Linked DNA regions of Homo sapiens: regions 1 and 3 are each linked to region 2. A link is a loop called in an ENCODE intact Hi-C map of the cell type or tissue named here. Cell type or tissue: lower leg skin. All regions are shown on one strand.

The links. Peaks named below come from ENCODE experiments on the same cell type or tissue, not always from the same donor. Only the 100,000 strongest peaks of a DNase experiment are listed, where the experiment ranks them.
Region 1: it touches region 2 in a loop (7-fold over the local background); 101 of 110 quality-filtered maps call a loop at or near these places.
Region 3: a loop joins it to region 2, with 6 times the contacts of the local background. A loop is called at or near these places in 17 of 110 quality-filtered maps.

Annotation. Positions count from the first base shown.
Region 1 is chr7:76,017,008-76,025,007 of GRCh38, reverse strand. It overlaps STYXL1 (serine/threonine/tyrosine interacting like 1), which reads left to right. Exons shown (of 9, transcript NM_001317785.2): 4 at 3,016-3,157. Among named protein-coding and RNA genes, the nearest start is that of TMEM120A, 26 kb to the right of the region's middle. RefSeq lists an enhancer at 5,312-5,813. In lower leg skin, a CTCF peak has its summit at 4,737 (motif pointing right); a DNase peak (open chromatin) is centred at 4,707.
Region 2 is chr7:75,862,810-75,870,809 of GRCh38, reverse strand. No RefSeq gene overlaps it. Among named protein-coding and RNA genes, the nearest start is that of RHBDD2, 12 kb to the left of the region's middle. RefSeq lists an enhancer at 3,985-4,279. In lower leg skin, no CTCF peak of the experiment used is centred here; a DNase peak (open chromatin) is centred at 4,016.
Region 3 is chr7:76,131,527-76,139,526 of GRCh38, reverse strand. No RefSeq gene overlaps it. Among named protein-coding and RNA genes, the nearest start is that of SRRM3, 66 kb to the left of the region's middle. In lower leg skin, no CTCF peak of the experiment used is centred here; no DNase peak of the experiment used is centred here.

The DNA of each region.
Region 1 (8,000 bases), 150 kb before region 2:
AACTTTTTTTTGAAAACAGAATATGTCGTACTGTTGAATTTTTTTTTTTTTTTTTTTTTGAGACAGAGTCTCACTCTGTCGCCCAGGCTGGAGTGCAGTGGTACGATCTTGGCTCACTGCAACCTCCGCTTCCCAGGTTCAGGCAATTCTTCTGCCTCAGTCTCCCAAGTAGCTGGGACTACAGGCGCATACCACCACACCTGGCTAATTTTTGCATTTTTAGTAGAGATGGAGTTTCACCATATTGGTCAGGCTGGTCTCAAACTCCTGACCTTGTGATCCGCCTGCCTTGGCCTCCCAAAGTGCTGGGATTACAAGTGTGAGCCACCGCACCTGGCCAATTTGTATGGCTTTTTTTTGTTTTGTTTTTTTTGTTTTGTTGTTTTGTTTTGAGACAGGGTCTCACTCTCTCGCTTAGGCTGGAGTGCAATGGCACCATCACAGCTCACTGCAGCCTTAAACTCCCAGGATCAAGCAGTCCTCCCACCTTACCCTTCCCAGTAGCTGGGACCATAGGTGTGCACCACCACACCCAGCTAACTTGTATTTTTTGTAGAGATGGGGTCTCGCTATGTTACCCAGGCTGGTCTTGAACGCCTGGGCTCAAGCAGTCCTCCCTCCTCAGCCTCCCATAGTGCTGGGATGACAGGCATGAGCCACCAGGCCTGGCCTGATTTGTACTTTTAATATGGTAGTGTCTTTTTCCCTAAAAGTGGGTGTGGTGAATATCGGTTGTTTTTCTGCCCAACACCTCCCCCTTTTTGAGGGGAACGTCTCCTCTCTCTGCTCAAACCATGGGTTTCTAGTGGTGCTCTCTAAAGTAATATTCTGGCCAGGCACGGTGGCTTAAGTCTGTAATCCCAACACTTTGGGAGGCCGAGGTGGGGAGTTTGCTTGAGCTCAAGAGTTTGAGACGAGCCTGGACAACACAGTGGGACCTGAGAAGGCATCTGTTTACTGCCTTCTTTTTAAGTGGTGGTGGTGTTCTTGTTGTTTTGAGACAGTTTCACTCTGTTGCCCAGGCTTGAGTGCAGTGACGCGATCTCGGCTCACTGCAACCTCTGCCTCCCGGGTTCAAGCCATTCTCCTGCCTCAGCCTCTTTGGTAGCTGGTACTATAGGCGTGTGCCACCACACCTGGCTAATTTTTGTATTTTTAGTAGAGATGAGGTTTCACCATGTTGGCCAGGCTGATCTCGAACTGACCTCAGGTGATCCGCCCACCTTGGCCTCCCAAAGTGCTGGGATTACAGACATGAGCCTCCGCGCCCGGCCTTGTTGGTTTGAGACAAGTCTTGCTGTCACCCAGGCTGGAGCGCAGTGATGCAATCATAGCTCACTGCAGCCTCCACCTCCCAGACTCAAGTGATCCTCTCACCTCAGACTCCCGAGTAGCTGGGACTACATGTGCACCCTCCCACACCCGGCTTTTTTTGTCTCTACAAATATATCTATATATATAGATATAAATATATAAATTAGCCAAGTATGGTGGTGCATGCCCGTGGTCCCAGCTACTCAGGAGGCTGAAGTGCGAAGATCATTTGAGCCCAGGAATTCAAGGCTGCAGTGAGCGGTGACTGCACCACTGCAGTCCAGCCTGGGCAACAGAGTGAGACCCTGTCTCTAAAATAAAATAATATCCAGAACGCTGGCCACAGTGATTGGTCCTGGGTCTGGGATGAAAGCTGAGCCAATCAGAATTGGAATTAGAAGAAAGGTGTCTCTGTCCAGCCTGGTGGTGGAATTGGGAAGATGGGAGTCTGAGCATTGCTGGGGTTCGTGACTTAAGCCTCTGGAGGAAGCTGTCTGAGAAGGGGAAGTCAGTGTGGAGGGGTGGAGTGGGAAGCAGAGAGGAAGAGAGCCCGAAGGAAGTCTGGGCTTTAGGGTCTCTGGGTCCTAAAGCCAGCTGCTTTAGGTTTGGAAACCGGCTGCATCTTTGCCTTACCCTGGAGTGTTACCTGCCAGTAAGTCCCTCTTTTGTGCACACTCCTGGTTAAATTGTTAGTACATCTTATGATCCATGAGGTTTTTTGTTTGTTTGTTTGTTTTGTTTTGTTTTTGTTTTATTTTTGTTTTTTTGGGACATAGTCTCACTCTGTTACCCAGGCTGGAGTGCAGTGGTGCAATCATAGCTCACTGCAGCTTTGAACTCCAGGGCTCAAGCGATCCTCCCACCTCAGCCTCCCAGGTAGCTGGGATTATAGGCATGAGCCACCATGGCCAGCCACATTTGATCTTCTAGTCTATCTCATTCCTTCTGCTCACTCATGACTTCTGCTTCTACACACTGTCTACTTACTGTCCTTTTTTGGGGTGTTTTTTGTCTTGTTGTTGTTGTTTTGGGACAGGGTCTTGCTCTGTCACCCAGACTGGAGTGCAGTGACACAATCGCAGCTCACTGCAGCCTCCGCCTCCTGGGCTCAAGTGATCCGTCCACTTCAGCCTCCTGAGTAGTAGGGACTACAGGCGCATGCCACTATGCCTGGCATTTTTGTATTTTTTTTTTTTTCATAGAGTCGGGGATCTTGCTGTTGTCCAGGCTGGTCTGGAACTCCTGGCCTCAAGCAATCCTCCTGCCTTGGCCTCCTGAAGTGCTGGGATTACAGGTGCAAACCACTGCATCCAGTCTGGTATTTCTGGATTCAATCTCCACTGCCAAACACTCTCCCCATGAGAAAGGATATCACTAATTCAATTGACCATGGTTTCTCTGACACCAGGGTACCTAATAGGCTGTGGATCAGTCAGCAGACCAGCTGTTCTTTGGTCAGGCACTTCTCTCTGGTCCAGTCAGCTGTGGTCAGCTTTTCTCAGAAGGGAACACAGTTGTGGAGGATCCTTGGGATTTAACAGACTCTCCATCCACTGTCTCAGTGCTTCTGGGCCTGTGTGTATAGTCAGGGGAGAGAGTGCGGTCTTAGCTCCTCCCAGTGCTGCTATGCAGGGAGTCTCTGCTCAACCGAACCTGCCCACCAACAGGCCTCTCTTGTGTGTGTGTGTTTTTTTTTTTAAGAAAAATAATGAATATCTTCTCCCGGAGTCTGTGGACCTGGAGTGTGTGAAGTACTGCGTGGTGTATGATAACAACAGCAGCACCCTGGAGATACTCTTAAAAGATGATGATGATGATTCAGACTCTGATGGTGATGGCAAAGGTGGGTTTTATGCAACAGCAGCAAGAATAATAGTTAACGGCTATTGAACAAATTTGTTATAGGACCAACAGGTTCATATGCCCATGGCACGGGAACAGGCCAATGACACTGAGACAGCAGGGTTTGCGTCAGAAAAAGAGCTTCATGATCACTGGATACCGAGCAAGGAGATGGGAGGAGGCCCTCAAATACATTTCCCCAAGGAGTTTGGAATGGGGTTTTTAAGGGGATTGGGGAGGGTGAGGGACTGGAAAGTTGGGGTCATTGATTGGTTGAGGAAAGGGGGATGAAATAATCAGGACGTGGAAACTGCGTTCTTTGGTGAGTCAGCTCCTGTGGGGCCCGTCAGACCAGCTGATGTCAGTGGTTTCATCAGTACGCGGGACCTGAAAGAATATCTCAAAGGGAAAACAGTGTTCCATGATGTTCAAGTTGTCACCTACAGAGCAGTTAAGGGGAACTATATTCTTGGCCGGGCGCGGTGGCTCATGCCTGTAATCCCAGCACTTTGGGAGGCCGAGGCGGGCGGATCACAAGGTCAGGAGATTGAGACCATCTTGGCTAACACGGTGAAACTCCGTCTCTACTAAATACACAAAAAATTAGCCGGGCATGGTGGCAGGCGCCTGTAGTCCCTGCTAGCTACTTGGGAGGCTGAGGCAGGAGAATGGCGTGAACCCAGGAGGCAGAGCTTGCAGTGAGCGGAGATCACGCCACTGCACTCCAGCCTGGGCGACAGAGCGAGACTCCTTCTCAAAAAAAAAAAAAAATTCTTGTAACAGGGTCTTATGTGATTCTAGGACAATACACATCAAACAGCTGTGAGCAAGCAGGTTGGAGAGCAAGCAAGGTGACTTAGTGATGAATGCTGAATGTGCTGCAAGCTTGCTTTATTTTCATTTGTTCCCCTCCCTTCTTTGCTGATTTCACAAAGTTTATGGGGACAGTTCCATGTGTGCCATGCACCAGGAACCAAGGGCTTTACTTGGATCTGCAGAACAGCTTACAAGGACGCTAACTAACATCAAGAGCTGTGAGGAAGCCAGGCCCAGTGACTCATACCTGTAGTCCCAGCACTTGGGGAGGCTGAGGCAGGAGGATCACTTGAGCCCAGGAGTTCAAGACCAGCCTGGGTGATATGGCAAGATAAGGTACCCAGCTCATTTATTTACTTTTTGTAAAGACTGGGTCTTGCTGTGTTGCCTGAGACTTAAGCTTTTAAAAGTGTTGTGGACATATTTTTAAACCACCACACCTATAAGTGGTGGGGCCAGGATTCAAACCCAGGCCTTTTTGGCTCTGTCCTGTCCCCCAGGGATTGGGTAGTGGCACGAGAGCATGCAGCCCCAAGTCAGAACATTAAAGCGTGGTCAGTTCCAATGTGCTCCATCGAACCTCTGAGGCTCTGCTGTGTTCTTCATTAGCCCCTGGTTTTGGGCTGACCACCCTTTGCCATTGGCACTGGGAGCTCTGCTTCTAGGAATCAGAACTGCACCTGTGGGTGCCGTTCCAGAAGCTGGGGGCACTCACACCAACTGCCACGGGGTGGCGCTATGCTCCCACCTTTCATAAAACCAGCTGTCTGGACTTTTGTCCCAGGAGGTCCTTGGCCAGGAAATTGTCCCTTCTTCCCTAAGCTCATCCTGTTGGGCTCTGGTCTGCAATCCTAGGACTGTAGGCTAGGCCTTGAAACCCTAGGAGATGGTACTCAACATGGATAATCCCCTTTACATTCTATAACTGACCTTACTTTGCTATGGGGCCCCCATTCACAGGAAACCACAACCACACAACTTGTGCATTCAAGGCAACTTTTCTTGTTTCAAATGGCATCTTTCAGGTCAATGAAAAGTCTTTGGGGGTACAAGACCATCTCAAGGCTTCTCTCAACACCCCCTTCTTTCTTTTTTTTTTTTTTTTTTTGAGTCAGGGTCTCGCTTTGTTGCCCAGGCTGGTCTCGAACTCTTGGCTTCAAGCAATTCTCTTGCATTGGCCTCTCAAAGTGCATGGATTACAGGCATGAGCCACCATGCCTGGCCTGAACTCTGACTTCTGAGCCAGGCCCTGTGGGGTGAGCTTTGGCTCCTGTCTTGAGAGCTGCAGATTCTCTCTCAGCCTGGCTGCAGATTCCAGATTCTTCCTGTCAATGCCATCTCTCAGATAGGTCCCAGCCACTTATATCCTCCACAGCCCCTTCTGGAAGTGTCTTTGTCTCCCTGAACAAAAATTCAATATGGAAGCAGAGTTAGCCAGGCACGGTGCCTCACACTCGTAATCCCAGCACTTTGTGAGGCTGAGGCAGGAGGGTTGCTTGAAGCCAGGAGTTTGAGACCACCCTGGGCAACATAGCAAGGCCCCGTCTCTACCAAAAATACAAAAAAAAAAATTTAGCCAGGCATGGTGGTGCATGCCTGTAGCACCAGCTACTCAGGAGGCTGAGGCAGGAGGATCACTTGAGCCCAGGTGGTCAAGGCTGCAGTGAGCTATGACTGTACCACTGTATTCTAGCCTGGCTGACAGCGTAAGACCCTGTCTCTAAAAAAAACGTATTTAAAAAAAAAAAAAAAAGAAAAAAACAGTTAGAGTTCATGCTGTTTTCTTTCTCCTTTTATCTGGCTCTCTGAAGTCTGCCACACACTATTTCTCTTTCTGGGCCAGAACCTGGCCTCAGGATATCTTGGTTTAAGGATGTCTTGGCTTAGCCTTAATTATGCAAACTTCCTGTCACATATATCTAATTTACATGCAGTCTGATTGTGATTCTGCAGATCAATGAAGGTGTTTAAGATTAAATTGATGTCAAAACCACATTGAGATATTATTCACGCCCACTGGGATGGTAATAATCAAAGAGACAGATGATAATAAGTGTTGGTGAGAACATGGAGAAATTGGAAGCCTCATACACTGCGAACCAGAAAGTAAAATGGTGCAGTCACTGGAAAACAGTGTGGTGTTTCTTTAGAAGGTTAAGATATAGACCCCAAAGTAATGAAAACACATCCACACCAAAGCTTTTACATGAATGTTCATAGCAGTGTTATTCATAATAGCCAAAAAGCACGAACAACCTAAGTGTCTATCAGCAGCTAAACAGGTAGAACAGAATGTGGTCTGTCCACACAATGGAATATTACTCAGCCATAAAAAGGAATGGGGCTGGGCGCTGTGGCTAATAATGCCTGTAATCCCAGCACTTTGGAAGGCCAAGGCGGGAGGATCACCTGAGGTCAGGAGTTCAAGACCAGCCTGGCCAATGTGGTGAAACCCCATCTCTATTAAAAATACAAAAATTAGCTGGGCGTGGTGGCATGTGCCTGTAATCCCAGCTACTAGGGAGGCTGAGGTAGGAGAATCACTTGAACCTGGGAGGCAGAGGTTGCAGTGAGCCGAGTTTGTGCTATTGTACTCTAGCCTGGACAACAGAGTGAAACTCGGTCTCAAAAAAAAAAAAATAAAAGTACTGACATGTGCTATAATGTAGATGAACACTAAAGAGATCATGGTAAGTGATAGAAGTTAGATGCAAAACATCACATATTATTCCATTTATATGAAAAGTCCAGAATAGGCAAATCCATAGAAATGAGTGGTTAAGTGGAGCTGGGAGTTTGGGGAAAAACGGGTGTGGCTGATTAGTGGTACAGGGTCCCTTGTAGGGGTGATGAAAATGTTCTAAAATTAGGCCGGGCACTGTCGCTCACACCTGTAGTCCCAGCACTTTGAGGGGCTGAGGTGGGAGGATTGCTTGAGCCCAGGAGTCGAGACCAGTCTGGGCAACATAGTGAGACTCTGTCTCAAATAAATACTAAAAATAGAAGAAAACATTCTAAAATTGATTGTGGGGGATGGTTGCATAACTCTGAATATACTAAAAGTCACTGAATTGTATATTGAACCCATCACCCAGGTAGTGAGCATAGAACCCAATAGGTAGTAGGTAGTTTTTCTTTTTTCTTCTGTCTTGCCTTTTTTTTTTTTTTTGAGATGGAGTTTTGCTCTTGTTGCCCAGGTTGGAGTGCAATGGTGTGATCTTGGCTCACTGCAGTCTCTGCTTCCCCTCAGCTTCCCAAGTAGCTGGGAATACAGGTGCGCACCACCCCACCCGGCTATTTTTTTGTATTTTCAGTACAGACAGGGTTTCGCCATCTTGGCCAGGCTGGTCTCAAACTCCTGGCCTCAGATGATGCACCCGCCTTGGCCTCCCAAAGTATTGGGATTACAGGTGTGAGCCATCGCGCCTGGCCCCAGTAGGTAGTTTTTCAACCCCTGTCCCTCTCTCTCTGTCCTCCTCGTATTCTTCAGGGTGTGTTGTTCCGCATCTTTATTTCTATATGCTTCTGATGTTTAGCTTGCACTTATAAATGAGAACATGTGGTATCTGGTTTTCTATATCTGTGTTAGTTCGTTTAGGATGATGGCCTCCAGCTCCATCCATGGTGCTGCAGAGGACATGATTTTGTTCTTTTTTTATAGCTGTGTAGTATTCTGTGGTATATGTTAACCACATTTAAAAAATCCAATCTGGGGCCGGGCACGGTGGCTCATGCCTGTAATCCTAGCACTTTGGGGGGCCAAGGCGGGTGGATCACTTGAGGTCAGCAGTTTGAGACCAGCCTGGCTAACATAGTGAAACCCCGTCTCTACTAAAAATACAAAAATTAGCTGGGCATGGTGGTGCATGCCTGTAATCCTAGCTACTCGAGAGGCTGAGGCAGGAGAATTGATTGAACCCAGGGAGGTGGAGGTTGCAGTGCGCCGAGATCGTGCCATTGCACTCCAGCCTGGGCGACAAGAGCGAGACTCCATCTAAAAAAAAATTAAATAAATAAATAAATAAATA
Region 2 (8,000 bases):
CAGAATCCACATCAGCTCACCTGACGGTAGGTTCGTGGTTCTTCTTGCTACACCAGGGGCTCCTAAACTTTGTGGATTGATAGGCCCCCCGCAACCTGCCTACGCTATATGTTTTCACTTTGTAACTTGGGGAGGAAGAGGAGGAACTTGGCATTTGCAATTGAGTCACTGCACAAGGGAAAAACTGTGGGTGGGAGGGTGGGGCTGTGATATATCTTTTTTTTTTTTTTAATCGAGAGAGTCTCTCTCTGTCCCCCAGGCTGGAGTGCAGTGGTGCGATCTAGGCTCACTGTAACCTCCGCCTCCCGGGTTCAAGAGATTCTCCTGCCTCAGCCTCCTGAGTAGCTGGAATTACAGGTGAATGCCACGACACCGGCTAATTTTTGTATTTTTAGTAGAGACGGGGTTTTGCCATGTTGGCCAGGCTCGTCTTGAACTCCTGACCTCAAGTGATCCATAGGAGTATAGGCAGTTCATATTTGAATTGTGACATGGCTTCAAGTTTACTTCCTGGAATGTTATAGACTAAAACTATTTTTTTGTTTTGAAACAGGGTCTTACTCTGTTGCCCAGGCTGGAGTGCAGTGGCATGATCATAGCTCACTGCAACCTCCACCTCCTGGGCTCAAGTGTTCCTCTTGCCTCGGCCTCCCAAGTGGCTGGTACTACAAGCACATGTCACCATGCACAGCTAATTTTTTTAATTTTTTTTTTTTGTAGAGATGGGGTTTCGCCAATCTGGTCTCAGACTCCTGGGCTCAAGCCATCCTCTTGCCTCAGCCTCCCAAAGTGTTGTGGTTATAGGTGTGAGTCACCGTACCTGGCTCCAAACCACTTTTGAAGCAAATAGATCTTACTACACATTCTACAGCAGGACAAGCAACCCACCACAAACGAATCAATCATGACGAAGCTAAATGAACAGCAGTCTATAATATAAAAACAAGAGCAGCTCAAGTGTAGAGTATAACCCAGGCGGCAAAGGCATTGGTCCTGTATTTGTGGGCACGTGTGCTGAAATTCCTGCAAGGCAGCCAGCCTTCTTGGAAAGATGTTGAGGAAACATTCTAAATACTAGAAATGTGCTGGTTTCTATTTATTTTATTTTTATTTTTATTTTTGAGATGGAGTCTTACTTTATCCCCCCGGCTGGAGTGCAGTGGCGTGATCTTGGCTCACTGTACCCTCCACCTACAAGGTTCAAGCGATGCTTCTGCCTCAGCCTCCTGAGTAGCTGGGATTATAGGCACCCGTCACCACGCCTGGCTAATGTTTTTGTATTTTTAGTAGAGACAGGGTTTCACCATGTTGGTCAGGCTGATCTCAAACTCCTGACCTCAGGTGATCCACCCGCCTTGGCCTCCCAAAGTGTTGGGATTATAGGTTTGAGTCACCATGCCTGGCCACAGCCAGCCTTCTTGGAAAGGTGTTGAGGAAGCATTCTAAATGCCAGAAATCTGCTGGTTTCAATTTATCAATTTAAACCTATATGACCTTCTATAATCCAGAAATTTATCAATAAGTAGCTCACGTCTGTAATCCCAGTGCTTTAGGAGGCTGAGGCAGGATCGCTTGAGGCCAAGCGTTTGAGACCAATCTGGGCAACATAGTGAGACTCCATCTCTACAAAAAATTTTAAAAATAAGCCTGGCATGGTAGCGCATGCCTGTAGTCCTGGCTACTCGGGAGGCTGGTGGGAGGATTGCTTGAGCCCAAAAGTTGGAGGCTGCAATGAGCTGATATCGCACCACCTCACTCCAGCTTGGGCAATAGACTGAAGAAAAAAAAAAAGGTAACTTTAGCATATAGAGAAATGAAAGTAATGTAAATGGAATTGGTTGTAATTCACCCATAAAGACCAAAGTTCTGTCTCTAAGATCTGAGTGCTATGGGGGATTTAAAGCTGACAAACACCAAGCATCACAGAACAGAGTAATTAATTTCTCCATTCACTCAAAAACATTTATAAAAATGTTATAGGCTGGGCATTGTGGCTCACGCCTGTCATCCCAGCATTTCGGGAGGCCGAGGCAGGTGGATCACGAGGTCAGGACTTCGAGACCAGCCTGGCCAACATGGTGAAACCCCGTCTCTACTAAAGATACAAAAAGTTAGGCGGACGTGGTAGCACGCGCCTGTAATCCCAGCTACTCAGGAGGCTGAGGTAGGAGAATTGCTTGAACCTGGGAGGCAGAGGCTGCAGTGAGCCGAGATCACGCCATTGCACTCCAGCCTGGGCGACACGGCGAGACCCCGTCTCAACCTTGTTCTGACTTTGCTGTAATAAGCATGCATGGTTAAGGCAATGAAAGCAATATATTGTAGAATTAACACTGAGCCTTGATCATCTTTACTTTCCCAAATTATTCCATTCCCCCATTCCCCACCTCATGCAGTATACATGGCAAAGGAAGATATTAAAATTTGAGCCAGTGATGAAAAATATTTATTTTTGACACATCAGCATTTTTTTGGTAAACAGAAGTTCTAGCTATATTGCCCAGGCTGGTCTCGAACTCCTGGCCTCAAGCAATCCTCCTGCCTTGGCCTTCCAAAGCACTGGGATTACAGACATGACTATATTGGCATTAAAAAAAAAAGTTTTATTAAAATTTTATTTACTGAGGCCGGGTGTGGTGGCTCACTCCTGTAATCCCAGCGCTTTGGGAGGCCAAGGCAGGAGGACTGCTTGAGGTCAGGAATTCAAGACCAGCCTGGTCAACATGCCAAAACCTCGTCTCTACTAAAAATACAAAAATTAGCCAGGTGTGGTGGCAGGCACCTGTGGTCCCAGCTACTCGGGAGGCTGAGGCAAGAGAATCGCTTGAACCCAGAAGGTGGAGGTTGCAGTGAGCCAAGATTGTGCCACTGCACTCCAGCCTGGGCAACAGAATGAAACTCCATCTTGAAAAAACCAAAAAGGTTTGATTTACTTACAATAAACTACATATAATTACAGTATAGATTTTGATACATTTTGACATATATATATACACACATATATATACACATATATACATATACATACATATATACACATATATATACATATACATACATATATATATACACACACCCATGAAACTATCACCACAATTTAGATAATGACATACCCACCACCCCCAAAAATTATATCTCACCCCTCTATAATCCCTTCTACTCTATAATCCCTGCCTTCTTTATCCCCAGGCAACCAATGGCTGCTTTGTGTCACTGTAGATTCGTTTAGATTTTCTAAAATGTTATATGAATGGAATCGTATAATATGCACTTGTGGTTTTGGCCTAGTTTCGTTCACTCAGCCAGATGATCTGACATTCATCATGTTGTTGCTTGTATCAATACTTCTTCCCGGCTGGGTGCAGTGGCTCATGCCTGTAATCCCAGCACTTTGGGAGGTTGAGGAGGGAGGATTGTTTGAGCCCAGGAGGTCCAGGCTGCAACAGTGAGCCATGATTGCGTCACTGCACTCCAGCCTGGGTGACAGAGCAAGACCCTGTCTAACATACACACACACACAGAGAGAGAGAGAGAGAGAGAGAGACAGACAGACAGATAGACAGACAGACAGAGAGAGAGTGTGTTGCGTGACTCAGCCTTTAAGCTTAGCTTTCCCTGTGGCATAAGTTTCGGGGGTTCTGAGATTTCACATTTTCCCTTTACAGGTGCATCGTAGGGTTTAGAAGGTGATATCTCACTTTGCACAGCTGAGACAGCTCTGGGACCAGTGCCAGGCATCCCACTTAGCCAGTTCTCGGGTGGTTCCTGGATTGACCCCCAACCTCCACTGCACATCTGCAGACACCTTGGGAAGGCACGGAATGACTGCAGGGATGGAATGGTTGAGGGTTGGGTGGGACCTGGACCTCATCCACCACCTGGGCATCCCAGGGGAGCAGGACATCAGGTCCCTCCAGCCCCCAACCCCGGGTGGTCCCAGCTTCTCAGGCCCGTGCCCCAGGGAGCAGTGCGGCTCCTTGTTCAACAGGAGGCTGTCATCGGTAGAACGCAGGGGTTGGTTGCCAGCTGCGGACTCCGGCTCATTTAACTGCTCTGCAGCCCCCACGCCGGGTCCTCACTGCCCCGTGGTAGATGGACAGCTGGGTTTGGCTTCCTCTGGTCTGATGGAGAAATGGCCTCATCCCAAAGCAGAATACTGTCCTCTGCTGGCTGGCCTGTGACATGGCTCACTTACAGACGATGGCTTTAAACAGGCACCCCAATGCCCCAATTTCCCCAGGTCCATCGTACCTTCGGGCAATCCCCCAAAGTTATGAAACTGCAGCCTGCCTTCCCTAGCATTCATGTGCCATGCTCTCTTTCCCCACATTCATAGGATGGGCACAGTCTGCAGGTCCACTGCCCAAGCACACATCCCCTTGGGAAGAAATGCCAACTCCCTCCCAACCCTGCTGGCTGGCATCCCTTAGATGTGTCCAACACTTGCCTTCAGCAGGGCATGGGAAGCGAGACAGGCAGGAGTCAAATAGTGTAGGCAAGCCCTTGGAGGCCATGGCGAGGAAAGTAGATGCTGTTTCCAAGGACAGTGGGAAGTTGCTTAGAGAGGTTAAGCTGGGAGGGTAATGACTAATGACCCATTTATATTTTCGAAGGAATGGGAAACAAGCACTCAAAAACATTGCTGATGAGATCGAAAATGGGTGCAATTTTTTTTTTTTTTTTTGAGACCGACTCTCGCTCTGTCACCCAGGCTGGAGTGCAGTGGTGCAATCTCGGCTCACTGCAGCTTCCATCTCCCAGGTTCAAGTGATTCTCCTGCCTCAGCCTCCTGAGTAGCTAGGATTATAGGTGCACGCCAGCACGGCTGGCTAATTTTTGTTTGTTTGTTTTTTGAGATGGAGTCTCCCTCTGTCACCCAGGCTGGAGTGCAGTGGCGCGATCTCGGCTCACTGCAACCTCTGCCTCCTGGGTTCAAGCAATTCTCCTGTCTCAGCCGCCCAAGTAGCTGGGACCACAGGCACCCACAACCACACCTGGGTAATATTTGTATTTTTAGTGGAGACGAGCTTTTACCATATTGGTCAGGTTAGTCTCGAACTCCTGACCTCAGGTGATCCACCTGCCTTGGCCTCCCAAAAGGCTGGGATTACAGTCATGAGCCACCGCACCCAGCTGGGTGCAATTTCTATAGAAGGGAATCTGACAATATCTATCAAAATGACAAATGTACATATATTTGATCAATTTCACTTCTAGGATTCTAACTTGTAGATATCCTTGCTTAAGTGCAAAGTGGTTTAAGAAGTTATTCATTGCAGCATTGACTGCCAGAATAAATGATTAGAGATGACCCAGATGTCGATCAATGTGGGAATGATTAATAAATTATGGCGCGTCCTTTTTTTTTTTTTTTTTGAGACATATTGCTGTGGTGGGATCTCAGCTCACTGCAACCTCCGCCTCCCAGATTCAAGCGATTCTCCTGCCTCAGCCTCCCAAATAGCTGGGATTACAGGTGTGTGCCACCATGACCTGCTAATTTTTTGTATTTAGTAGAGACGGGGTTTCACCACGTTGGCCAGGCTGGTCTCAAACTCCTGACCTCAGGTAATCCACCCACCTCAGCCTCCCAAAGTGCTGGGATTACAGGCATGAGCCACCATGCCTGGCCAATAAATTATGGTGTGTCCTTTTGAAGTAATCCTCTGCAGTCATAAAACCAAAAAAAAAAAAAAACCCCAAACTAAGGAAGCTAGTATCCATACAGAATGCTACCTAAAATATTTTATTGAGAGAGGCAAGGTTCCTAACAGTGATTATAGTATGTTACACAAATAACAAAAGGCTTTAAAAGGTATAGGAGAGGCTAGGCACAGTGGCTCATGTCTGTAATCCCAGCACTTTGGGAAGCTGAGGTGGGAGGATCACTTGAGCCTGGGAGTTCGAGGCTACAGTGAGCTATGTTCACAACACTACACTCCAGCCTGGGTGACAGAGAGAGACCCTGTCTCAAATATATATATATTTTGAAACAGGCCAGGCACAGTGGTTCATGCCTGTAATCACATTGCTTTGGGAGGCTGATGCAGGAGGATCTCTTGAGTCCAGGAGTACAAGACCAGCCTTGGCAACATAGTGAGATACTGTCTTTACAAAAATATTTTTTATGTTAGCCATGCATGGTGATGTGTGCCTGTAGTCCCAACTACTTAGGGGGCTGAGGCAGGAGGATCGCTTGAGCCAAGGAGGTCAAGGCTACGGTGAGCTATGATCATGCCACTGCCCTCTAGCCTGAGTGAGACACAGTAGGACCTTGACTCAAAAAAAAAATTAATTAATTTAAAAAGAAACAAAAAAGATTACTCTGGCTGTTGTGTGGAAGGAGGCAAGAGTGAAAATGGTTCATTTCACCATTTTTTTTCTTCCCTTTTTTTTTTTTTGAAACTAGAGTCTTGCTCTGTCACCCTGGCTGGAGTGCAGTGGTGTGATCTTGGCTCACTGCATCCTCTGCCTCCCAGGTTCAAACAATTCTCCTGCCTCAGCCTCCCAGTAGCTGGGACTACAGGTGCCCACCAGCATGCCCGGCGAGTTTTTTGTATTTTTAATAGAGACAGGGTTTCACCATGTTGGCCAGGCTGGTCTCGAACTCCTGACCTCCAGTGATCCACCCACCTCAGCCTCCTAAAGTGCTGGGATTACAGGCATGAGCTACCTGTCTGGCTCATCTCACCATTTTCTGTAGGTGGTGCAGGAATCCTGGAAAGAGATGACCATGGTTGAATGAGGGGAGTAGCAGCTGAGGAGGGGAGAAGCAGGTGGATTTCAAATATACCTGGAAGTGGAGCCTATGAGGTGGCTGATGGAGTGGGTATGGGGGTAAGAGAAAGAGAGAAATCAGGCCGAGTGCGATGGCTCATGCCTGTAATCCCAGCACTTTGGGAGGCCGAAGTGGGTGGATCACTTGAGCTCAGGAGTTTGAGACCAGCCTGGGAAACATAGAAGACCTCATCTCTACAAAAAGTACAAAAATTAGCAGGGCATTGTGGCATGAACCTGTAGTCCCAGCTACTTGGGAGAGTGAGGTGGGAGGATTGCTTGAGCTCGGGAGGTCGAGGCTGCAGTGAGCCCTGATTGTGCCACTGCACTCCAGCCTGGGTGACAGAGTAAGACACTGTCTCAAAAAAAAAAAAAAAAAAGAAAGAAATCAAGGAGCACTCCTACATGAATAGTCGTGCCCTTGAGTTTGGGGGAAGCTAGAGGGAGAAGAAGATTGGCATTGGAGTAGGGGTAGGAAAGGTACCATTGCATTTTGGAGAGGACAGATTGAGGGAAGCTGAGAGGGCAGGGAAGGCATGGGGGCAGAGAAGCAGGATAATTGAGAATTAATCTATTTAGGCCAAGTGTGGTGGCTCACACCTGTAATCCCAGCACTTTGGGAGGCCGAGGCAGGCGGATCACGAGAGGCCAGGAGTTCGAGACCAGCCTGGCCAACATGGTGAAACCCCGTTACTATTAAAAATACAAAAATTAGCTGGGTGAGGTGGTATGCACCTGGATCCCAGCTACTTGGGAGGCTGAGGCAGCAGAATGGCTTGAACCTGGGAGTCAGAGGTTACAGTGAGCTGAGATAGTGCCAATGCACTCCAGCCTGGGTGACAGGGCGAGACTCTGTCTAAAAAAAAAAAAATAAAGAGCAGTGAGTCTATTCAAAGTGATTCAAGGTGACAAAATGGTGCAGAACTGGTGCAAGGACAGAAATGTGGACCAATGGAATAGAAGAAAGAACACAGAAATAAACCCTCATATTTAAAGTCAATTGCTTTTTGACATGAGGACCTAGACCATTCAATGGGGAAAAGGCAACATTTTCAACAAACGGTGCTGAGAAAAGTGGGATATCCATATGCAAAAAAAAAAAAAAAAAAATGCCATTTGACCCTTCCCTCACACCATATACAGAAATTAACTCCAAATGAGTCAAAGACCTAAATATAAGAGGTAAAACTTATAAGACTCTTAGAAGAAAACACATTGGCTTT
Region 3 (8,000 bases), 270 kb before region 2:
GAAAATCAGTTGACCGAAGATGTGTGGGTTTATTTCTGGAACTCAGTTCTATTCTGTTGATTTCTATGACTGTCCTTGTGCCAGTACCACACTGTAGTAATTGCTATGGCCTTGTAGTAACTTGAAATCAGGAAATGTAAGTTTTCTTACATTCTTTTGAAGACTGTTTTGGCCATTTTGGGTCCTTGTTCTCTTCTGCGTTTTAGGGTTCATGTGCTTTTCTTGGGCCCATCTAGATAATCTAGGATAATCTCCTTATTTCCATTATTAGTCAACTTAATTATATCTGCCAAGTCTTTTTTGCAGTGTAAGGTGACATAATCACAGTTGTAGCACCAGAGAGTGAAGGTCATGGGTGCACAGGTCCTATGAGGCTTAGTTTGGTGAAAAGATAGAGAATGATAGGAGCAGAGAGGCTGGAGAGGGAGATAGGAAAGGGAGTTTCAGAAATATTACATAGTTGCCTAAAGTCACATTTCTAGTATGTGGCAGAGCTGGGGTTTGAGTGCAGATTTGACTGATCTCTGTGATTTCATGGTCTACACCAAATCAGTCTTAGACTCAGAGCTATTGCTATTGTTTCTGTCTAATACATACTGAGCTTTTAATGTGTGCCAAGTAATCCACAGAGTACTCCTTTATTTTTTTTCTAGCTCTTAAAGAGCATCTGTACAAGTCTTTTGGCATAGATAATAGGCTGTACTGGAACTAGCTTGATAAAAAAAGAAAAAAGCAGTTACGGGACCAGGGGGTATGACTCAGAATCTGAGGGTGGGCGTGCAGCTAAACCTTAGCCAGCGATTGGAACTGGGAGATTGAAATCACTCGGGACGTACAGGACCTTCTACTTTTCTCTGCTTCTTGGCGTATGTCTATTTCACTCTGTAGACTGTCCTGATACTCGGACCAATTGATGGAAGATGGTCATGTCACACAGCTCCATCATTTAAGAGAACAGCCCCGACTTAGTCCCATTTCCAAAACTCAAGCAAAAGACTCTAACACAGTTTGGGGCAATCAGCTGTGACCCTGAATTGGGGGACCATTCACCTTATACAAACATAGCTTCTGCTAGCTTATCTTTGTGGATTCAGAGGACGGTTTCCTGATACACAGGAGGTATTTGCACATGTGCTAGGCAGACTCCCCAAACTATGTTCATTTTAGTAACATCAACTAGTACTGTCATACTTACAGTACAAAATTTTAAAAAACTTAATTGATCTGTGGAAAAAATAGGTATTTCCTTTTGCCCATTTCTCTTGGAAGGGAAGAAAAGGGTCATCAGGATGATCATGGCGAGAAGATTAGCTCAGACTTTCAAAATAATTTGAAACCCAGGACTTGGTATACTAAGTGTAGGCTTACTTGAGCCTAGGAGTTCAAGACCAGCCTGGATAACATGGCAAAACACCGCCTCTACAAAAAAATACAACAATTAGCCAGGCATGGTGGCTGAGTGGTGGGAGTATTGCTTGAGCTCAGGAAGTGAAGGCTGCAGTGAGCTGTGATCATGCCACTGCACTCCAGCTTGAATGACACACCCTGTGTTCCAAAAAAAAAAAAGAAGCTTAGTGATGTCTCTGCCACTTAATATCTTTTTGATGGAATAAGTTATGATTTCTTAATATTAGTATCTTCATCTCTTACAATAGGACATAGTAGATGGTCTTTAAAGTTTCTGCAGCTTAACATTTTAGGACTATTTTTCTTTCTTTTTTTTTTCTATTTCTTATTTTCTTTCTTTCTACCTAAGCCTCATCTACTATTTATAAATGGCTGGTGTCTTAGATCTAAATCCTGACCTTGGGAAGCTTTAACCTTGTAGAGGAAGTAAACAGTAAACTTGAGAGTTCTTTCTAATTAGATTTCCCTCTCCCTGCCAAGTCTCATTAAATAACTCTTACAGATCTGTCCTCTAAGGTAGATTACCACCACCCGTCGTCTTTCCCTTCCCAGTGTGTTACCTCTTACTTATTTATTTATTTTTGAGACAGGGTTTCACTCTGTTGCCCAGGCTGGAGTGCAGTGGTGCGACCTTGGCTTACTGCAGCCTCTGCCTCTGCCTCTGCCTCCCAGGTCCAAGCGATTCTCGTGCCTCAGCCTCCTGAGTACCTGGGATTACAGGCAAGCGCCACCACACCTGGCTACCCACTGTGTTACCTCAAGTCCTCTAATTGTAGTTGTCTCTTGGTCAGTATCCGTTGTCTCCTGTTCTGTACTTCTCCCTAATCCAACCTAGAAATTGCCTCTCAAGTTTTTTGTTTGTTTGTTTTTGTTTTTTTTTGAGACTGCGTCTCCCTCTGTTGCCCAGGCTGGAGTGCAGTGGCGTGATCTTGGCTCACTGCAACCTCCATCTCCCAGGTTCATGCGATTCTCGTGTCTCAGCCTCCCGAGTAGCTGGGATTACAGACGTCTGCCACCATGCCCAGCTGATTTTTGTATGTTTAGTAGAGATGGGGTTTTGCCATGTTGGCCAGGCTGGTCTCAAACTCCTGCCCTCAGGTGATCCACCTGCCTCGGCCTCCCAAAGTGCTGGGATTATAGGTGTGAGCCACCGTGCCAGCCGAGGTTTTTTTTTTTTTTTTATCATAGAGTAAAATTGATTTGGGAGGAGCATAATGTTCTGCGAATTTTTAAATTTTATTAGATTTATGTAAACACTTCCACAATCAGAATACAGAACAGTTTCATCACCCCAAAAAACTTTCTTGTGCTAATCCTTTATAGTCACATCCTTTCCTACCCCTAGTTCCTAAATGGAATCGTACAGTATGTAAACTTTTAAGATTGGCTGCTATGGTCTGAATCTTTGTGTGTCCTCCAAATTCATATGTTGAAATTCTAATCCAAAAGTTGATGCTACTAGGAGGTGGAGCCTGTGGGAGGTGATTAGTTCATGAAAGTGGAGCCCTCATGATTGGGATTAGTGCACTTAGAAGAGACCGCAGAGAGCCTAGCCATGTGAGGACACAGGGAGAAGGTACCTTCAATGAACCACCAGACACCAACATCTGTTGACTTCTTGATCTTGAACTTGCCAGCTTCCTGAACTGTGAGAAATAAATTTCTGTTTTTTTTATCACCTACCCAGTTTATGGTATTTTGTTACTGCAGCCAGAAGGAACTAAGATGCTGGCATCTATCAGCATAAAGCCTGTGAGATTCATCGAAGTTGTTGGGTGTACTGATACCTGTTGTTCTTGTTCTCCTGAGTAGCATTCTGTTGTATGGATGCACCATAGTTTGTTTATTCATTCACCCATTGAAGGATATTTTAGTTGTCATTTTTTTGTCATCACAAATATTGCTACTATAACTATTTATGTACAGAATTTTGAGTAAATAGCAGTTTTTATTTCTCTAGAGGAAATACCCAGGAGAGGGATTGCATGGTTGGATGGTCATCGTATGTATACAGTTTTATGAAACCTGTTTTCTCTAGTGTCTGTACTATTTTGCATTCCACTAGGAAGGTATGAGGGTTTTAGTTGCTCTGCATCCCTGCTACCACTTAGTATTGTCAGTATTTATTTTTTTTCTGAGGTGGGGTCTCACTCTGTCACCCATACTGGAGGGCAGTGGTGTGATCTTGGCTTGCTGCAGCTTCCACCTCCCAGGCTCAAGTGATGCTCCCACGTCAGCCTACTGAGTAGCTGGGACCACAACCATGCACCACCATCCCTCCCTAATTTTTTTGTATTTTTTTTTGGTAGAAACAGGGTTTTGCCATGTTTCCCAGTCTGTGTCAGTATTTTCTATTTTAGCCAGTCTAATAGATTTGAGTGATATTTCATGGTGGTTTTAATTTGCATTTCTTTAATGATTGAACAATGTTGAACAACTATTCATATGCTTATTTGCCACCATGTCAGTAACTGCAAGGGACCTGAATTTTGAGTTCTCCCTACTTAAACGTAGCAAGTTAGTCTCCATGGTTTCATGGATATTGGCCCAAGACATGAAACTCCTGGGTTGGAGGCAAAAGGGGAGGACACAGGTCACAGGACATCAGCAGAACCAGCCTCATGTCCACGTGGACTACCTTTGCCCTGTAAGTTCCCTGTGGGCAATGACACAAGTAGGAAATCCAAGCTCAGGGAACTCAGCTCTCATAAGGGGTGGCAAACAAATGTTTCAAACCTTTGATATGAAGGGAGACATTATATTTACTGTACTGGACAGTTAATAAATTGTCTTCTGCTGTGGAAGGAGCTATCATCTTTCTCTTGTAAGGATGTTCAATATACAAACATCTTTGACTGGACAGTATGTAGCAAAGGACTCTCATGGAAATGTGGGACACCGGTGTGTATAACTTCTTTGGTAAAGTGTCTGTTGAGATTTTTTGCTCATTTTTAAATTGGGTGGTTTGTTTTCTGACAGCTGAGTTTTGAGAGTTCTTTATACATTCTGGGTACGTAAGTTCTTTGCCAAATAGGTGATTTGCCATTATTTTCTCTCATTCTGTAGCTTGTCTTTTCTTTTCTTTTTTTTTTTTTTTTTGAGGCAGAGTCTCACTCTGTCATCCAGGCTGGAGTGCAACTTATCTCGGCTCACTGCAAGCTCTGCCTCCTGGGTTTATGCCATTCTCCTGCCTCAGCCTCTCGAGTAGCTGGGACTACAGGCGCCCACCACAATGCCCGGCTAATTTTTTGTTTTTTTAGTAGAGACGGGGTTTCACCGTGTTAGCCAGGATGGTCTTGATCTCCTGACCTCTTGATCCACCCGCCTCAGCCTCCCAAAGTGCTGGGATTACAGGCGTGAGCCACCGCGCCCGGCCGTCTTTTCATTTTCTAAACAGTTATTCCCAGAGCAAAAGTGTTTTGTTGTGTTGCCAAGTTTGGTATACAGGTTCTGTGGGCTGTGGCTTTAATGTCAGTCCATTGTTGGGAGTTTTGTAGTGCTGTTTCCATCTGTTTTGTGTATGTGCTGATCTGATGAGACCTGCATAGTGGTCTCTCCGTTAGTTCCAATTTGGAAACCTTTGGTACTGAATAGCATCAGATCCATGCATATGCAGCCTAGGGGTAAGCCTAGAAATTGCTTTCTTGAGTTCTCCTCAGCAATTTTTCCCACACTTTTTGTTCCCAAAGGGCTCATATTTTCTTTCTTTTGTCCAGAAAACTGTGGATTTAGTTACTCCACTCTGCCATGTCCTTCCACCACTGCCTGCACATTTGAGACCAAGGATAGAGATTGGGAAAAATCCATAGTTCTCCTGACTCAGAGTTTGGCTCCGGCACTCTCATTTCAGCCATAGCTGCAGACAAAGCACACGACTGCTGGGCACTGTGGCTCAAGAGAAGGGGGAGATGGTAAGTGGGGGATCCCCATATTCTCTCTGGCTGTTAAGAGTTTCTTTTCACATGCCTGGAGCCCGAACTAGAGGAGCTTTCTCTGTGCTGTGGGGCCCATTTCCAGGTTGGCTGGTGGTATTGGATGGGAGAAAGTGGTAATCTGTTAGACGGCTGGGTGATACTTTCAATTCTGGTCTTCCCCACTTCTCCATTTTGCTTTTCAGAATCCTCAAAAGTAGTGCACATTGCATACTGTCAGGTTTGATAGCTGGTGACTTTCCATCTGGACTCAGTAGCTTCGAGTTTTAAAAATCCATCATGATTTGACTTCCCACCTAACTTCTTTAGTTTATCTTCTGTCTATACTACATCATTCATATTTTACATTTGCCTTCCTGCTTCTGAGCTTTTTGTGAAAGGCATTCTTCCTGTCCAGAATATCCTTCCTCTTTCTGTCATCTTTCCAAGACCCTTTCAACACAAGGCTCTTTAAGGTCTATCACCAGCATCCCCAAGTGGTCTCTCTGTACTCCCTAGGTCAGAATTTGTATGTGCGTTACTCCCCAACAGTTTCCTAACACTTTCTCTTTTTCCGTGTTTTTCAGTCTGCGTGTACTTTTGGTTATGAGCTTCATGAGGGCAAAGACGTGTTCTATCAGTTGCATCACCAGTGCCATCTAGCTCAGTTCTCTGCACACAGTTGGCACTTAGTAAATGTTTGAGTTAAATTAATGAGACCTCCAAGATATAGGGCCTAATTTTATCTGCACATGTGAGTCCCTTGAATGAATGCTGTAGAGTGCTGCTTTTTTACTGTGCTTGTTTGGCAGTTTGTTATTGTGGAGAAGAATGAGGACCATGTGGTTTCAGTTTGAAAGGAAATTGTTGCGTAGCGATTTACCATGCAGCTGTGAGACTATGAACAAATGACTTTAAATATTATACAGTAGAAAAGAAAATTGACTTTGGAAATTATGGTATTATTTCAATTTTTTTCTCTTCTCTTCTTTCTGGACAAGGCCTCGCTCTGTCACCCAGGCTGGAGTGCAGTGGTGTGATCATAGCTCACTGCAGCCTGCACCTCCTAGAGAGGCGATCCTCCTGTCTCAGCCTCCCGAGTAGCTGGGACTACAGGCATACACCATCACACCTCGCTAGTTTTTGTATTTTTTTGTAGAGATGGGGTCTTGCTGTGTTGCCCAGGCTGGTCCTGAACTCCTAACCTCAAGTGATCCTCCCACCTTGGCCTCCCAAAGTGGCATGAGCCACTGTGCCCATACTGGGTTTGTTTTTTTTTATTTACAGTAGCCGTCCTAATGGGTATGAAGTGATATCTCATTGTGGTTTTGATTTGCATTTCTGTGATGATTAGTGATGTTGAGCATTTTTTCACATGTTTGTCGGCTGTTGGTATATCTTTGGAGAATTGTCTATTGAAGTCCTTTCCCATTTGTTAACCGGATTATTATTATTATTTTTTTGTTATTGACTTGTAGGAGTTCCTTTATATTCTGGATATTAACCCTTTATTAGATATGTGGTTTGCAGATATGTTCTCTCATTCTGTGTGTTGTTCCTTTTTACTCTGTCAGTTGGTTCCTGTGTTGTGCAGACGTTTTAAATCTTGATGTAATTAATGTATTTGTCTGATTTCACTTTTGTTGCCTGTGCTTTTGGTGTCATATCCTAGAAGTCATTGCAAAATCCAGTGTTGGGAAGCTTTTCCCCTAAGTTTTGTAGTTTCCAGCCTTTACGTTTAGGTATTTAATCCAATGTTAGCCCTTTCTTAATGGGTTCTGTGTATTTTCGGCAGGGAATAAGTCTTTAATATGACTGTTTCAGGAATTTACCATAGTTAACTTTTCTTTTTTCCTTCTTCCTTCCTCCCCTCTTTCCCTCCCTCATTCCCTCCCTCTTTCATTCCCTTCTTCCCTCTCTTACAGCTTGAAGATAATGGAATCACTCACTTTTTGTTCATAATTGGTAAGATTTTAGTTGGTAGAATGATAATTCCTTTTCAACAGAACTTTGTTATTTGTTCATTGGTTAGCAGGAAGAAGATGAGCCTTAAGTCTGAACACTGAGGAATTCATGTGCATCAGTCAGACCTCCTGTGCAAGGAAGGATGTGGTTACTACGGCAACCCTGCCTGGCAGGGTTTCTGCTCCAAGTGCTGGAGGGAAGAGTACCACAAAGCCAGGCAGAAGGAGATTCAGGAGGACTGGGAGCTGGCGGAGCGGTAAAAGGACTTAACTAGGGGTAGTTGAACAGTGACGTGACTGGATACATACTTCTGTCACCGTCCAGATACATTTTTTTAAATTTCTGCTTTGACCTATCAGCAAGTCAGTTTAAAATTAAGGAAAAGGATGTTTTCTCCTCTTCTTCTCAGTCAACCTTTAATGAACAGCTTTCAATAGTTTCTTCATTTTGTGTATGTCTTAACTTCTGATTATATTCTTTGGGTTGTGTTAGTTCTCAAATTTAGACAATAAGCTCCTTGGAGTGGAAGAATGGAGATAGGCATATTTCCCGGTGAAGATTAAATGAGCTAATAAATATGATGTACCCAGTGCAGGGCTTGCAAATGGCACTCATCAAGCATTATTTCCCTTGTTCTTTTAATATATTCAGCGTGGCATGTAGCTCAGTGATAAAACACAGTAGTAGAAATCTGTTGACTTGTATACATAGTCCTTG